Regions from separate parts of the Homo sapiens genome. Here region 2 is linked to region 1. Evidence: chromatin loops called from intact Hi-C (ENCODE). Cell type or tissue: PC-9. All regions are shown on one strand.

Region 1 (8,000 bases):
CCACCTCAGCCTCCCAGGTAGCTGGGACTTCAGGTGTGCACTACCACACCCAGCTAATTTTTGTATTCCTTGTAGACAGAGGTTTCGCCATGTTGCCCAGGCTGGTCTCAAACTCCTGGGCTCAAGCAATCCATCTGCCTTGGCCTCCCAAAGTGCTAGGATTACAGGCATGAGACACTGTGCCCAGCCACGTTGTTTCAAACATTCAAAACAACAGCAACAATAACAAAACGCTCAAAACCAAAACACGAAATCAGCAAGAATGAGAGGGAATCCCTAAAGTGGAATAAAAATGAATCCAACTAGGCTGGGCGCGGTGGCTCACACCTGTAATCCCAGCACTTTGGGAGGCCGAGGTGGGCGGATCACGAGGTCAGGAGATCGAGACCATCCTGGCTAACACCATGAAACCCCATCTCTACTAAAAATACAAAAAATTAGCCGGGCGTGGTAGCGGGCACCTGTAGTCCCAGCTACTCGGGAGGCTGAGGCAGGAGAATGGCGTGAACCCGGGAGGCAGAGCTTGCAGTGAGCTGAGATAGTGCCACTGCACTCCGGCCTGGGCGAAAGAGCAAGACTCCGTCTCAAAAAAAAAAAAAAAAAAAAAAAAAAGGAACCAACTATTAACCCATTTATGCTGGAGGTTGCAAATTTGTTTTGTGAAAAATCAGACCTTGGTAATGACCTTGAGCAGTAGGATAGAAATAACTCCACAAGCTTAGCATTCCAATAATGGAACACTAGGCATAAATGGGTTAATATATTCCAAATAATAACACAACCACACTGATACGTAGAGAAAGGTAACTTTTGAACAGTGCTTTGATTCTATTATCCTCAGGCCCAAGACAAAAGGAATGATAAATACTGAATTCTAGCTACTGGGTTTGTTTTTCACAGAGATATGAGTCATGAATTTGTAAACTCCTATGGTATATTCTCAGATTGTGCAAATAAATACACCGCGGAGAAGAGGAGCCAGGTCTCTCACTGTTTGGGAAGGGGGTTACAAATATGGAAAGATGGAATCCTGGAATAAACCACAAATCCTGTGGTGTTAGATGGATTTGGAACTATCTGTTTGATACCTCGTGGTTTTGAATAAGTATGGATGGGTACAGAAAGATATACACGTATCTACCTACATTACATATAATACATACATGTATTTCCTAGCTCTGTCCATTGAGTGGGTCTAGAAACGATGACACCCAGTACTCAAATTCTGGTTTCTTAACACCATTTTCCACCAAAAGGAATGTGGGCTCCTTGGAGAACAGTGAATAACAGGGCTGAATATCTCCTGCCAGAAATGGGGTGCTGAAAAAATGATGGAGGACACAGAGCCAGGTTAAAGGGCCTCCCCTACTGGCCATACGTTGGATAATTGAGTATTAAAATAATGACAGTGTTATAATCTACAGAATAAAATAAGATGGCTGGGCACGGTGACTCACGCCTATAATCCCAGCACTTTGGGAGGCCGAGGTGGGCGATCACTTGAGGCCAGGAGTTTGAGACCAGCCTGGGCAAAATGGCAAAACCCCGTCTCTACTAAAAATACAAAAAAGTCATCCGGGTATGGTGGCAGCCGCATGTAATCCCAGCTACTCAGGAGGCTGAGGTGGGAGGATCACCTGAGCCCGGGAGGTGGAGGTTGCAGTGAGCTGAGATTGCACCACTGCACTCCAGCGTGGGTGACAGAGTGATACCCTGGCTCAAAAAAAAAAAAAAAAAAAAAAGATACAGAATAAAATAAGAATCCAAGAGCCCATACAGTTAAGAGCTTCCTTACAATGGAATACCAACTCTTCAGCTCTTTTGAGAATGAAATAATAATAACAAAAAAAATAGGATACCAACTTTCTTGTAGAAGAGTGATATAGAAGAAATGATGAAAATAGAAAAACAGCCATTTGACAACCATCAGAATAATATTTACATAATCTGAAAATACTTTGCCCAAAATAGGTTAAAATAGTAATTTTAGATTGAAGAAACCTGGCAGACAGTATCTTTTTTTTTTGAGATGGAGTTTCACTCTTGTTGCCCAGGCTTGAGTGCAATGGTGCAATCTCGGCTCACTGCAACCTCCGCCTCCCGGATTCAAGCAATTCTCCTGTATCAGCCTCCAGAGTAGCTGGGATTATAGGCGCCTGCCACTACGCCCGGCTAATTTTTGTATTTTTAGTAGAGACATGGTTTCACTATGTTGGCCACGCTTGTCAAACTCTTGACCTCAGGTGATCTACCTGCCTCGGCCTCCCAAAGTGCTGAGATTACAGGTGCCCGCCACCATGCCCAGCTAATTTTTTATAATTTTAGTAGAGATGGGGTTTTACCATGTTGGCCAGGCTGGTCTTGAACTCTTGACCTCAGGTAATCTGCCCACCTCGGCCTTCCAAAGTGCTGGGATTACAGGCGTGAGCCACTGTGCCCGGCCCGACAGTATCCTAATCAAGCGATCCAGGCATGCATCACCAGTAATGGGACAGACAAGACAGCACGCGCCTCCTGGTATGAGGAGCTGAGGACAGCACCGCTCTTGTGGTATTCCTGCCAAATATTCATAACCTGGATCGAATCTTGAGAAGTATCAGAGAAGCCCGACTGAGAGGCTCAACAACATAACTGGCCTGCACTCTTCCAAATACCAAGGTAATGAGAGGCAAAGAAAGACTGTTCTAGATGACAAGAGACTACAGAGTCATGACAGCAAAATGCAACGTGAAATCCTGGACTGGATGCTGGAACAGAAAAATATGTTTTCCCTTTCGTTATAACAGTTCACAACTGGCAAGATCTGAATGAGGCCTATAGATAGATATGAATATTGTAAAAAAAAAAGAGGCCAGGTGTGGCATGTGGTGGTGTGCACCTGTAATCCCAGCTACTCGGGAGGCTGAGGTGGGAGAATCACTTGAACCTGGGAGGTGGAGGTTGCAGTGAGCTGAGATCATGCCACTGCGCTCCAGCCTGGGCAACAGAGCGAGACTCCATCTCAAAAAAATGAATTAAAAAAAAAAAAAAAGAGTGTTCTGCTAATGTGACCCACAATATGCAATTCTGTAGTGGTACTCTGAGGCTTTGAAAATCAAGTAATAGGAAGAGAGCCCATTAATTCCAGGCCACAAGCAGCCCTGGAGAAAATAGAAATTCAGAAAAAAAAAAAAAAAGAGAGAGAGAGAGAGAGAAACAAGGCAGGATTACCATACCCAGCTCTGGGTTCAAGTCTCAACTCAGCTACTGTCTGGCTTAACAACAACTGGACAGGCCCTCTGACCTCTCAGGTCTCATTTCCACCAGATTTCCTGGGAAACAAGCCACTGTCTTTATTAGTAAACTACAAAATGTATTTTGCATGAGTACAAAATGTATTTTGCAAGTGAGTAAGTATGTAAATAAATAAGTCATCTTTTGATAATAACATGAATTCTGGTTTGTTTGTTTTTTTTTTGAGAGACTCTCGCTCTATTGCCCAGGCTGGAATGCAGTGGAGTGATCTTGGCTCACTGCAACCTCCACCTCCCGGGTTCAAGCGGTTCTCCTGCCTCAGCTTCCCAAGTAGCTGGCATTACAGGCGTGCACCACCACGCCCGGCTAATTTTTGTATTTTTAGTACAGACGGGGTTTTGCCATGTTGGCCAGGCTGGTCTTGAAATCCTGGACTAAAGTGATCCACTCGCCTCGGCCTCCTAAAGTGTTAGGATTACAGGTGTGAGCCACCGTGCCCGGCCTAAAATGGATTCTATTTTAATATCAGTCAATCACAAAACAATCCCCCTAGACAGCCCTCTCTTAGATTTTAATATTATTTTCACTAAAAAAAGGAAGGGAGATGAAGAAATGGTATCCTTAGTAGAATGCAGCTTGTAAGTTTCCCTCCAATTCTCAATACATTTTGCAATCCCATTAGTTCTTCTTCTGTAATAATTCTGCTCTTTCAGTTCTCCTCCTCCCCTCTTTTTGGTGTGTCTAATTTGCTTTGCATGCATTTATTTGGAGCTCGCATGGCTTTGCATTTTAAATACCAAGAGTACGTAAAAATAGCCATTTTGAATCCATAACACCTCTGGAATATTTCCACCCATAGGCACTTAAATATAGAAACTTTTATTCAAATAGCTCACACTATCATTTTGCTTTATTATTCTAAGAGCTGTGGAGTTTAGGAATAAACCACATGAAAAGGAGGTAGTGCTGGGACGATGCCAGCATGCCCCCTAGTGGGCAGCATGAAACATTTCATTTTTAATAAGGGTCCAGCCACGTTAACATGTTCACTGTTCGTTCAGCTGCTAATCTTTGAAGAATGAGGTGCATATCTTTATAAAAGAATTCCTGTGCATTATCTTTGGCTTCTTAAACAGAAAACAGTGACCACAAGGAAACCTCTCTATCATGACTCAGGTCCATTTCTTTGGACCCTTTGTAAGCTTCCATCACTGAGTGAATTTCTGTGCTAGCTCCAATTTGGTGCCGCCCCACCCCGTGCCTGCAGGATGTCTGCATGGTGCAGACAGTAAGTCTTGGTGTTTCCAATTCCAATAGTCTCACTACTACTAATGCTTCTAAGACTTTATTTTTTAAACATTATTTTTAAGTAGAGATGGGGATCTTGCTATGTTGCCTAGGTTGGTCTTGAACTTCTGGTCACAAGCAAACCTTCCGCCTCAGTCTCCCTAAATGCTGGGATTACAGGTGTGAGCCACCTTGCCTGACCATGCTAATGCTTCTAAGTTTGCAGTCTCAAATTGTGAAATTATCAATGAGCCTCACTTAACACATCCTCTTAAGGATAAATATTAGTAAGTAATATTAAGGCACCCTAATGTGTTAAGAGGATGGATCCTGACCTTCAGGGAGAGTTGGGCCATCAAGGGCATGATAATATGTAAAGGATTACTGTAAAAGTGTTAGAGCACCCACTTAAAATAGGCTATTCTCTTATTTAGCATCTCGTGTCTATACTTTCTTCCATCTCACTTTAAAAAAAAAACCCACATAATTTCTTGGAAATAAAAACATAATAGCCCTTTTAATAAAAAGACAAAAGTGGTCGAGACTGTGGCTAGCATGTTCTACATAATTCACATTCCTTAAAGTTTCTATTAGGTCTTTTTAGGAAGAAAAGATTGTCCTCATTCTTTTCTGCCTTGCAATTATACATTTCTTGACACTTTTCAAAACAGAGACACTAACAGCAAGAGACTTTTTCATCTGAGAGGTCTGAGCAAAAGCTCTCTTTACCTGTTAATTATGTTAGGAGTCTATCATGACAGCAATTGACATGCGACCCTTACAGGTCTTCCTTATTTTGTGGCTGTAATTACATGGGAATGTCATTTGTCCAGGTTTTGTCTCTGTGTATCTGTCAGGCTTAGAGATGGGCAGATAAACAATTCTATGGAGAGACTGCTTTTCATTCTTGGACTAACGATGAATACCACACATTTGTCTACGGATTAAAGGTATTACTCATTAAAAAAAAAATGTATACATGTGTATGCACAGCGGAGGGAGGGAGAAAGCAAGGGGAAAAACAGTTATGGCTTATACTCAATTTGTACTCTGAAGAAATAGGACTTGTTTATATTTCATGTAAAAATATTAGAAGGATTGGCCAGGTGCAATGTATTGGCCAGGTGCAATGGCTCATGCCTGTAATCCCAGTACTTTGCAGGGCCAAGGTGGGTGGATCACTTGAGGGCAGGAGTTTGAGACCAGCCCGGCCAACATGGCAAACCCCCATCCCTATGAAAAATACAAAAATTAGCTGGGTGTGATGGCGCACACCTGTGGTCCCAGCTACTAGGGAAGCTGAGGCAGGAGAATTGCCTGAACCTGGGAGGTGGAGGTTGTAGTGAGCCAAGATCACACCACTGCTTTGTAGCCTGGGCCACACAGCAAAAGACTCTGTCTCAAAAAAACACAAAAAACAAAAAAACAAAAAAAAGTTCATAGAATGCTAGTACAATCTAACAGATATCTTTTCCTGAGTAAATATTATATTAAAGAACAGAGCACTTCATTTCTAAAAGGTGAAGTGTCAGAAAGAGTGTGTGTGATATCAATCATTAGAGAAATTATGATAAATTGTTCAAAATGATACAGTTTGGCAATCAGATTGGGGAAGGTGCGGGAAAGCTTATTTTGATTGAATTCTTGGGAAGAAAAGATGAAAAGTCAACGCCTGCATACCAAAAGAAGATGGCAAAAATGAAAACACAGCAGAAGTCCTCTATTGTTTGGGGATGTCATTCTTTTCCTCATTAACCTCTTGGGATTTTTGGGTACTATTTTAAGATTCTTCACCGAAATATTTTCTAGGAAAATTAGCTCCCAAAAAAGAGCTATGAGGCTTTAACTTGAAGAAAGACAGAACGTACATACTGCTTTACAACTGTTGGCTATCAGGCTGGCGGTCTTCTTGAATGTCTTCTCAAGGTAGTGTGCAAATCTTTCATTCTCATTTTCTTTTGACCCGAGCTGAAGAAATTCACCTATAAAGAAGGAAAGGAGTCATTTGAGAGGTGGCTTTATTGCCTGGCTAAACACCAGGGTTGAATAACAAAGAAGAAAAATCAGAATCAACGTACCACGCACCAAATCTTCAATAACTTGGGTTAAAATAGATATAACAGTTGTATTTCCAATTCGTGCCAGAGCTATAGATGCTGCAGAAAGAATTAAATCTCCAGCAAGAACAGCCTAGAAAAAGACAGGGGGAAAACAGAACGTTCTGAAAAATCCATCAGAGCAGTAGAGCCAATGATGAAACTGACTGGAAGGGAGCTTCGTGGAAGTGGGGGCTCATCTTGGATGCAGGGTTTTTTACCTTCTTCTTCCTCAACAGGAGTCCGTAACAATCAGTTACAGATTTGGAACAGTGTTTGAACTGGACTGGCTCTCAGAGATGACCATGTCACTTCCCAGTTCGTAATAATCAGTTACAGATTTGGGACAGTGTTTGAACTGGACTGGCTCTCAGAGATGACCATGTCACTCTTCCCAGTTTCTAATAATCGGTTACAGATTTGGGACAGTACTTGAACTGTATTGGCTCTCAGAGATGACCATGTCCATCTCCCCAGTTGACACCTGAAGAAATCAATGCCTGGAGAGGGAGAGCAGCTTCACTCACCAGCCCCACCAAAATGCAGCTGCCTTCAGTTTCACTACACTGGATGTTCATTCTTCCTTTGTGCCTTTCCACTTACTGTTCCTTCTGCTCAAAAAGTTCTGCCCCCTTCTTCACTGAGTGGACTTATTTGCATAATTGGTTCAGATGCCACCTCTAAGAAGTTCCCCCCGATCCCTCAGTCTGGTCAGATGCCTCCCTTTTGTGCGTGTACAACACCCATGCATGCTGCGACCATCACACCTTGCGTACCAGTCAGTGATGCTCTAGTCTCTATGCTCCCAGGGCAGTGGGGAGGGTGGAGTGGAGTGGGAGCTCAGACTAGGAATCATCTCAGCTAGTACTGAGCACACCCCAGAGCATGGCACGATACATGTTATTTTCAATAAAAATTAAACCAAAGAATTTTGGCTCCAAGTGAAATGCTTTTTGTACTATGTGACACTGCCCCTCATTCCTAGACAAAAAAAAAAAAAAGTTTTTCCATTGAACACTAAGCAATCAACATATTTCCAGTCTTCTTTAGACTGTGATGGATGTCTACACTGTATTAGCAACTAGTTATAAACTACTGCATAAATAGTTGAATTATATGCTATAACCAAATACACCCTATATATCACATTAATTTGCATATTTAAAGATATATATTACATTCTTTTTTTTTTTTTTGAGAAAGAGTCTTGCTCTGTTGCCCAGGCTTGAGTACAGTGGCATGACCTCGGCTCACTGCAGACTCTTCCTCCTGGGTTCAAGCAATCCCCCCACCTCAGCCTCATGAGTAGCTGGGACTACAAGCGTACACCACCACGCCCAGGTATTTTTGTATTTTTACTAGAGATGGGGTTTCACCATGTTG
Region 2 (8,000 bases), 630 kb before region 1:
TAACCTGTAGTTTCGCGGGTGTCCCTCTGACCATTCCACCTGGCCTTGTGCATCTCCAGGCCCTAGCAAGGACTGTGGCTCAAGCAGCCGAGGTGAGCTGAGGTCGAGCTGTGGGAGCACCAGGGACAGCAGCTGACTCTCCCACCTCCACCCAGGCGTGGAAGGATTCTGCTATCCCAGGCATCGGTGTCAGTGCACAACCTCATTACAGCCACAGGCACCCTTCGTGAGGCCAGTGACACTGAGATGCTAGGTCAGTTTGGAAAGAGGGGCAGAAGCCAGAAGTGAAAAGGGAACAGTATTAAAATCCATCCTAGAGTATTTTTAAGGCAGCAGTTAAATATTTTATTTTATTTTAAATGAGAAAACATCACTATTCATGCCAATGCCAAATGGACAGGGGGTGGTTCAAGAGCTATAAACCCAGACTGTGCAGGACAAGCAAGTTATGACGTTTCTAGGACTTAGACAAAAGGAGGTTGTTATCTTGCGTTATTTCAAGGTACTGATGGGGCAAATGACATTTCTGTTGTTATTGGCAACAACAAAGACTGCCTTTTTTGGTTTCTGTCCCACAGCCTCTTCTGAAAGTGCCTCTTCCACTCTTTAAGTATGCTCTTTGGGAATGAATCTAGCCTTGACTCTCAGGGTTTAAAGCTCATGGGGTTTCTCCTAATCCATGCCCCTGTAGGACATTTCATCAGGAGCCTCCACTTACCTAGTTACATGGCTTGAAAGATGATCTGAATTCTGAAATGAGACGCCACCCCGAGCAGAGGGCCCAGCCAACCTGTGCCCAGATTCCTGACCCACAGAACTATGAGATAATTCATTTGTGTTGTTTTAAGCTGGTAAATTTGCGGTACTCAAAAACCAATGCAACTTTAAATAAGTATATCAACTGGAATAAACTAATTGTATTTATATATGTGTATTTATTTGTGTATCTGTGTATGTATACAAACAACGACAAAGAGGCTGTCCCTAACAAAACTCTAGACAGGCTTCTCTGAGCTCTTTTTTGACTAGGCCTCATCCTTAGAGTGTTCTCCAGAGCCCAGTTTTAGCAAGACTCCTGCCAAGTTGGTTTTGCCAGAATCTCCCACCCTTGATATCTGATCCAATTCCTTATTCCCCACCATTTCCCCAGTGATTATCTTATCACCCCAGCTTGCATTCAGCAAGAATCTTGTCAAGTCCATTTAGCCAGAAATCCTTCACCTGAAGTAGCTTCATGTGGTTTGTGTGCATTTTCAAATATTTAAAAGTGATCCACACTTTATACATGGTTCTAAATGCTTCTGTAAGATCTCAGGTTTCTTTTAGTTTGAACCTTTAATGTATTGCTTAAGCAAGTGGGTGAGGGAAGTGTGAATCCTGCCTGCCTTCTCTCAGCTCTCCCTCACTGAAGATGGGAATGCAGCCCTACTCAGTGGCACCTGGGACCCCTGGCTGCAGTGCCCAGGTGACATTCCTGTGGAGAAAAGCACTTTAGGACCAGCCTGCAGACACCCTCTCATGAATCTTCTGCTTTACCCTGAAGCCTGGGAGAAAACAAAGGGGAAAAATGTGAGAAGAACTACGCTGCCCTTCCCGAATAGAAACCTGTTGTGCAGAGGCACATGCAGCTGAGGACAGAGCTGCGCCATCTTACTGCACCTGCCTTTCTCTGCTCCCAGTGCATCCTGAGAGCTCAGATCCTTCTCTCTCTCCACGAAAGCCTCTTCTCTCCTCACCAAACTAATTGTATTAAATTTGCACATAGTTTCTGTGACCTCATCTGACAGACTGTTTTTGAGCTCCCTGTTGCCAATCTGTCTACTTTCCTGTTCACTTAAACCTAAGGGAATACATCAGCTGCAAGAGGTGACTCTGTTGCACTGTTGCTCCTGTATCCTCTTACAGATGTCACAATGACACTGATATCACACAGTGACATGAACCTTGATGTATGATACATGCAGAAAAAGAATGTGCCATGGTTAGCCCAGCAGTCGTTAAATGAGCTAAAATTGTGATAAGGGAAAAAGAAACACGTGTCAAACACCACATTCAAGGTACCCAGAAGTGAAAATGGAATAATCTTGACCGATTCATGATGGCAAAGCCACATTGCCTGTGTCATCCATGATCCTTCTCTATGATCAGTGTTTATGGAGTAGATCTATATGTAGCCTCTCTTACATAGAATAAGGTTCAATTGAAGGTGACAGAGAATCCCCAAAATAACAGTCCCTTAGAGAAGTTAGCATACTTCTTGCTCATGTAAAATCAGGCAGAGGCTTGGCCATCCAGGTTTGCTGTGGCAGCTCCGCTTCATGAGCCATCAAAATTCCGCACTCCCCAGCTGTGCCCAGGGCACAGCTCACTTCCTCATAGTCACATACGACTGCTGGAGCTCCAGGAAACACAACTGCATCCCAAGCTACAGTCATGAAAAAGGAGTAGAAAAAACAAAAGACCTCCTCCCATAAGGAAAGTCCCTGGAAGTCACAGACAAACAATTCCGCCTCTACCTCACTTTCCTGACTTTAGTTCCATGGCCACACTGACCTGCAAGGGAGGCTAAGAAGTGTAGTATCTACATGGATGATGATGTTAGCAACTGAATATGTGGGGCTGTAGTTACTAAGAAAAAATGGGAGAAAAAAATACCCGGAAGAAACTAGGATTCTTAGACACACAAAACACTTCATTCCATAATTGTAATGATTCCTTTTTAAGAAACTATTTTACATTAACAAGAAAAGACTTGGGAAATCCAACAGAACACCGAGAAGCATATGAATAGGTAATTCAAAGTAGGAAAAACTTTAATAGTTAAAAATATGTGAAGGGGAACTCAGAAAAATTAGTCATGAGATAAATGACACAAAAGAGCACTTTATATCAATTTATTAATTTTAGAAATTTGGATTATGCCATAATTAGTGGAAATGTAGGTGGACATGTTCATGCTTTATCTCAAAGATTCAGACACACTTGGAGATTTTCTTCGCACTTAGTGAAAATAATTATGCGTATACTTTATGTCCCAACCATCACATCCTGGGAATATTCCCCAGAGAAGAAGCCATGGAGGACATTTTCAAAGATCTTATTTGCAACATTTATTGCACAGCAAAGTTTACTAAATTTAGATGCCCTTTACTTGGAGATTTTTTGCATAAAACAGGGTTGTATTTATTGTATACATTTATATTTATATATGTATATATATTTCTAACTATATATCATAGCTTTTACAAACGATTTCACATAAATATATTTGCAGGTGGCAAGAGGGCCCAATGATCCCTAGTATAAATGTATTTGCATCTGTTTTTTGTTTGTGTGTGTTTATTTTCTGGCTGTGTTTGTTTTATACATTTATATTTATAGATGTATATATTTTTCTCTATTATAGAGATTACACTCAATTTCATCATGATGTAATATAGCTATATTAACTGTATATTCTATATGAAATATATATATGTGCACATATATACATACATACATACAAACAAAGCACTATCGGTAGGCCTCAAAAACAGTGGGTGTTTACCATCTGCAAAGGGGCCATGTAATGTGGCTTTTTGGCTCCCTGCCAGTAGGTGGCAGCATTGCCCAACAGCCAGGAGTGTAAAAGTACGTGCATCTGTGTGTGGGAGGGTGTGTGTCTTTGTGTGAGATTTTTGGGTTATGTACAGTTTATGTGTGTGTGTGTGTGTGTGTATGCCCACATGCTTGGGGGTGTATAATTTATATATGAATATACATACATACAAATATTTATATATGAATATATGTACATACATACATCCATATTTGTATATAAATCTATGTGGTTATGTATGTTTACTAAGTAATACATGTTTTTACGTATTAATTTACATATGTAGGCTTTCTTGTTCCTGCCTGGAGGCACAGCACCACAAAGGGAAAGAGCTCTAAAAAGTTCCATGCATAAATATCTATGTTTTAATTTGTATTTATGTATATGTTGATGCAAATATTTATATATGTTATCTATTTCTTCGTATATTAAAAATATAGACATGGATTTGTGTATGTGTTTATTTGAGTTATGCCTTAGCTGGTGCCCTGTATGTGTGAAGCACTCCAGACCGGCAGACCGCACTGCTCCATTCTCCAGAGCAGCAGTTTCCACACACTGAGCCCCACCAATTGTTTACCTTCTGGGAGAGTGGAAGGCACAGCTGTTCCATCTGGTTGCTACCTCCCTGAGCTTCAAAAAACAGAAGAGATAGGGCTTTCTTTTGGGTGTAAGGCGATACATTTTTCAGCCTAGACTTGGCGACCCGAAGTCTGTGCAGAAAGCTAGCACTGCTGCTGTCCCAAGGCCAGATGCCAGGCCCGGAACCTCAGGGCTCCCTGGGGACTCCCCACTTGTGCGCGTGCAGTTCAGCCTCCTGGGATGGACCTGCGTCACCCACAAGCTGGACCCGAATTCTCTGAAAGGCATCATCCATCCCCTGTGGATGGCCATATCTAGCATCTACCTCTGACCTGGTTTTCCTCGTTTGCCACCTACACTGTGGACCAGAAAGTTTTGTCAAGCCAGACCCGTTTCCATGATTCTCTAAGTTTTGGACGAAGCCTCGAGCCCATAGGCTCCCAGGTGTCTTTTTTTTTTTTTAATTATTATTTTAGATGGAGTCTCGCTCTGTCGCTCAGGCTGGATATAGTGGTGCGATCTTGTCCCGCTGCAACCTCCGCCTTCCAGGTTCAAGTGATTCTTCTGCCTCAGCCTCCTGAGTAGCTGGGATTACAGGCACCCACCACCATGCCCCGCTAGTTTTTTTATAGTTTTAGTAGAGATGGGTTTTCCCCACGTTGGCCAGGCTGGTCTCGAACTCCTGACCTCAAGTGATCCGCCCGCCTTGGCCTCCCTCTCAGGTGTCTTTAATCCAAGTGTTCTCCGGGTCTGCCCTGGTTTCTCGAGATGCAGCTGGGGCCTGTGGTAACAGGCTCATGCAGGTCTGTGCAGTCTTCAGAATAAATTGGGGGTCACTTTCCTGTTCCCCAAATGCTCTCAGGAGCACTCAGAGCCATCCTGTCCTGGCCTCGCTGTCCCTCTGGCCCAAGAGCCCTTTACCCCACCCAGATTCACGCTGCACCCAGTGCCTCCTGTGTGTTCAGACCTAGCCTGTTTTCATCCTCCTGGAAAGCCTCCCCTGCCTCCACCCAAACTGAGACGCCTCTCTATGTCCCCACCTCAACTATCAAAAGAGGAGGCCCTGTCCTGACTGACAGCTTCTGCATAAGTGGGCAGCTTTCCCACTAGAAGACGATGGCCCTTGACTGGATCTGGTCAAAGGGCCATGTTCAGGTGTTTGTCATTTGTGGAGGCTCACACGGAACTGGCAGAAAGGAGGCTTCAGGCCTTTTGTTCACTCCACTGCCAGTCTGCAGTAAGGGGGCCCAACGGCTTCTAGTATAAGTGCAAGTGCATCTGTGTGGACTTGGGGTGACATGTTTGGGTTATGTTTATTTTATACATAGAGACTTGTACATATATACCTATATTTATATATTTGTTCACGTTTTTCTATATATAAATATAGATAATTACACAGAATATTTACATTCACTTATGTATATAAATATGTCTGTATTTATGTGTGTGGATGGATAGATAGATAGATAGATAGATAGATAGATAGATAGATAGATACATAGGGAGATAGGTTTTCTTCTTGCCTAAATGGAGAAACACCACCATGGACAGGCAGAAAGCACTACACAGTTTCCTGTATGAATATATATATGTATATATATGAATCTTTATTTATATGCTGACACATATATTCACATGTCACACATGCCCTTCTATCTTTAACAAACACACATTTCTGTGTGTGGATATATCTATTTCTCGCTATGTCTTAGCTGGGGCCCTGCATGTGTGAAACACTCCAGATCGACAGCCTGGGGCTCCCTGTTCCTCCAGATCAGTGATTCCCAAAGCTCAGGCCCCATCCAGTGTTGATTCTCTGGCCCAGAGGGAAGATGCAGCTGTGCATTTGACTTTGGGCGTCAGGACCATTGCTTCCCTCGGTGTTTGGGGGAAGTCACGCTGCTGCTCTTGGTCCCCAAGGCACTTGCTCTCAAAGGCACTCGGTGCAGTCTCACTGTGGCCTGCCTGTCCCTCCACCCTGCGCCATCTTACTGCACCTGCCTTTCTCCGCTCCCAGTGCATCCTGAGGGTCAGACCCTTCTTTCTCTCCATGGAAAGCCTCTTCTCTCCTCACCAAACTAATCATATTGCCCACACCTGAAGTGTTCCAAAGAAGCCCAGCTAACCTGATGCACAAGTTCTGGGAAACTGCCCATTTTTCTCAATGGAGGGTGATGGCCCTTGGACTGCCTCTTGTTAAAGGGCAATGGCCAGGTGTTTCCCATCCACGACCAGTGACATGGACCTGGCAGGAAAGGACTCCTGCTGGCCTTAGGGTTTCCTAGGCTGCTAGTAGGTGGCATGAAGGCCCCAGGGGACCAATGGCCCCTAATATTCACGCAGGTACATCTGTTTGTAGCACATGTGGGTTTTTCAGTGAGTTTTGGATAATGATTATTTTATACATAGGTGTTTGTATTTACATGCTTATTTTAAATATATTGTTTGTATTTATATATTTATTTTAAATATATCTATTTATATATAAATCTATATAATTATACCAAATATTCAAATTTATTCCTTCATAAGAATATGTATATTTTATGTTTTGTAATCACCTGCATGGAGAAACACCAAGGTAGACTGGTGGAGAGTGCAGCAAAGATCTACGTCGACACATGTATATTTCAATTTATTTGTTGATACACATGTTTACATGCTACACACTTTCTGGGTTGTACTGTCATAAAGAAGGGCACCTCAGAATACCTTTAAATGTAAACACATTTATGTGTGCGAGTATATTTATTTCTAGTTATATCATAGGTGGTGCCCTGTATGTATGAGACATTTCAGACTAGCAGACTGGGCTGCACTGTTTCTGCAGATCAGTGATTTTAAAACACTGAGACCCACTGAGTGTTGATCGTCTGGTCACGTGAGAAGACGCAGCTTCACGCTGGACGTCCAGATCAGAGACATTATTTCCCTTGGTGTTTGGGCCAGCTTGCACTCAGAGTTTTGGAGATCAACAGGGAGTGCTGACCAGCTGTGTTGGCATGAATGGGAGCGTCCAAAGCCTACGATAGCTGATCACATTAGGTGTTCTTCCATTCAAGTTCCACCCGGTCACCGTCTCTCTGAAGGTCTAATAACAGAAGAGATCATTCATTTTTTCAGCTTGTGCAGCCATGCATTTTCCAGCCTTGTTTTGGCAAGCGCAAGCCAGCCAGGAAGCTAACAGTGTTCGCGGCCCAAGTCCTGAGGGTTGTCGGTAGCATCCCTACTTGAGCAAGCGCACTTGAATCCACCACAATGGACAGCCTCAACCACAAGCTGGGCCCTGGCTTGGGGACAGGCATTACTCATCTTCATCCATCTGGGAAGGCAGTGCCCAGCAGTCTGCCACTGAACTGTTCTTCCTTGTCAACCACCTGTATTGCAGTCCAGGGGGTTTTGTTAAGCCGGACCCCTATTTCCCTGCTGCTCACACTAGTGTCAGGTCTCAGGCTCATGGCTGTCCTACTGCCTTTCACCCAGGTATTCCTCAGGCCCGTGAGACCCTGTTCTAACAGGCTTTCTCAGTTTGCGTAGGCTTAGGCATCCAGAAGCTCTCAGGGGCACCCCACCCAGTCCTCCTACGCCCCTCTGGCCATGTACCACCATAACCCCCCACAACTGCACTGCCCCCAGCACATTCTGCAAGCTCAGACCCAGCATTTTCTCTTCTCCCAGGAAAGCCTCTTCTTCACCCACCGCATGTGGGACACCATTGGATGCAACCACCTTATGTACTCAAAACATGGGTGCCTAGCCTCATTGAGAGGTTCTGGAGGTGTGGGCAGCTTTTCCACTAGAGGGCAATGGCCACTGG

The links. Hi-C counts contacts between places; a loop is a spot of excess contacts. Peaks named below come from ENCODE experiments on the same cell type or tissue, not always from the same donor. Only the 100,000 strongest peaks of a DNase experiment are listed, where the experiment ranks them.
Region 2: it touches region 1 in a loop (10-fold over the local background); 8 of 110 quality-filtered maps call a loop at or near these places.

What each region holds. Positions count from the first base shown.
Region 1 is chr10:26,722,517-26,730,516 of GRCh38, reverse strand. It overlaps PDSS1 (decaprenyl diphosphate synthase subunit 1), which reads right to left. Exons shown (of 12, transcript NM_014317.5): 7 at 6,600-6,711; 8 at 6,394-6,503. Among named protein-coding and RNA genes, the nearest start is that of PDSS1, 29 kb to the right of the region's middle. In PC-9, CTCF peaks have their summits at 4,019 and 4,219 (motif pointing left); no DNase peak of the experiment used is centred here.
Region 2 is chr10:27,356,361-27,364,360 of GRCh38, reverse strand. No RefSeq gene overlaps it. Among named protein-coding and RNA genes, the nearest start is that of LINC02673, 17 kb to the right of the region's middle. In PC-9, CTCF peaks have their summits at 3,597 (motif pointing right) and 7,967 (motif pointing right); no DNase peak of the experiment used is centred here.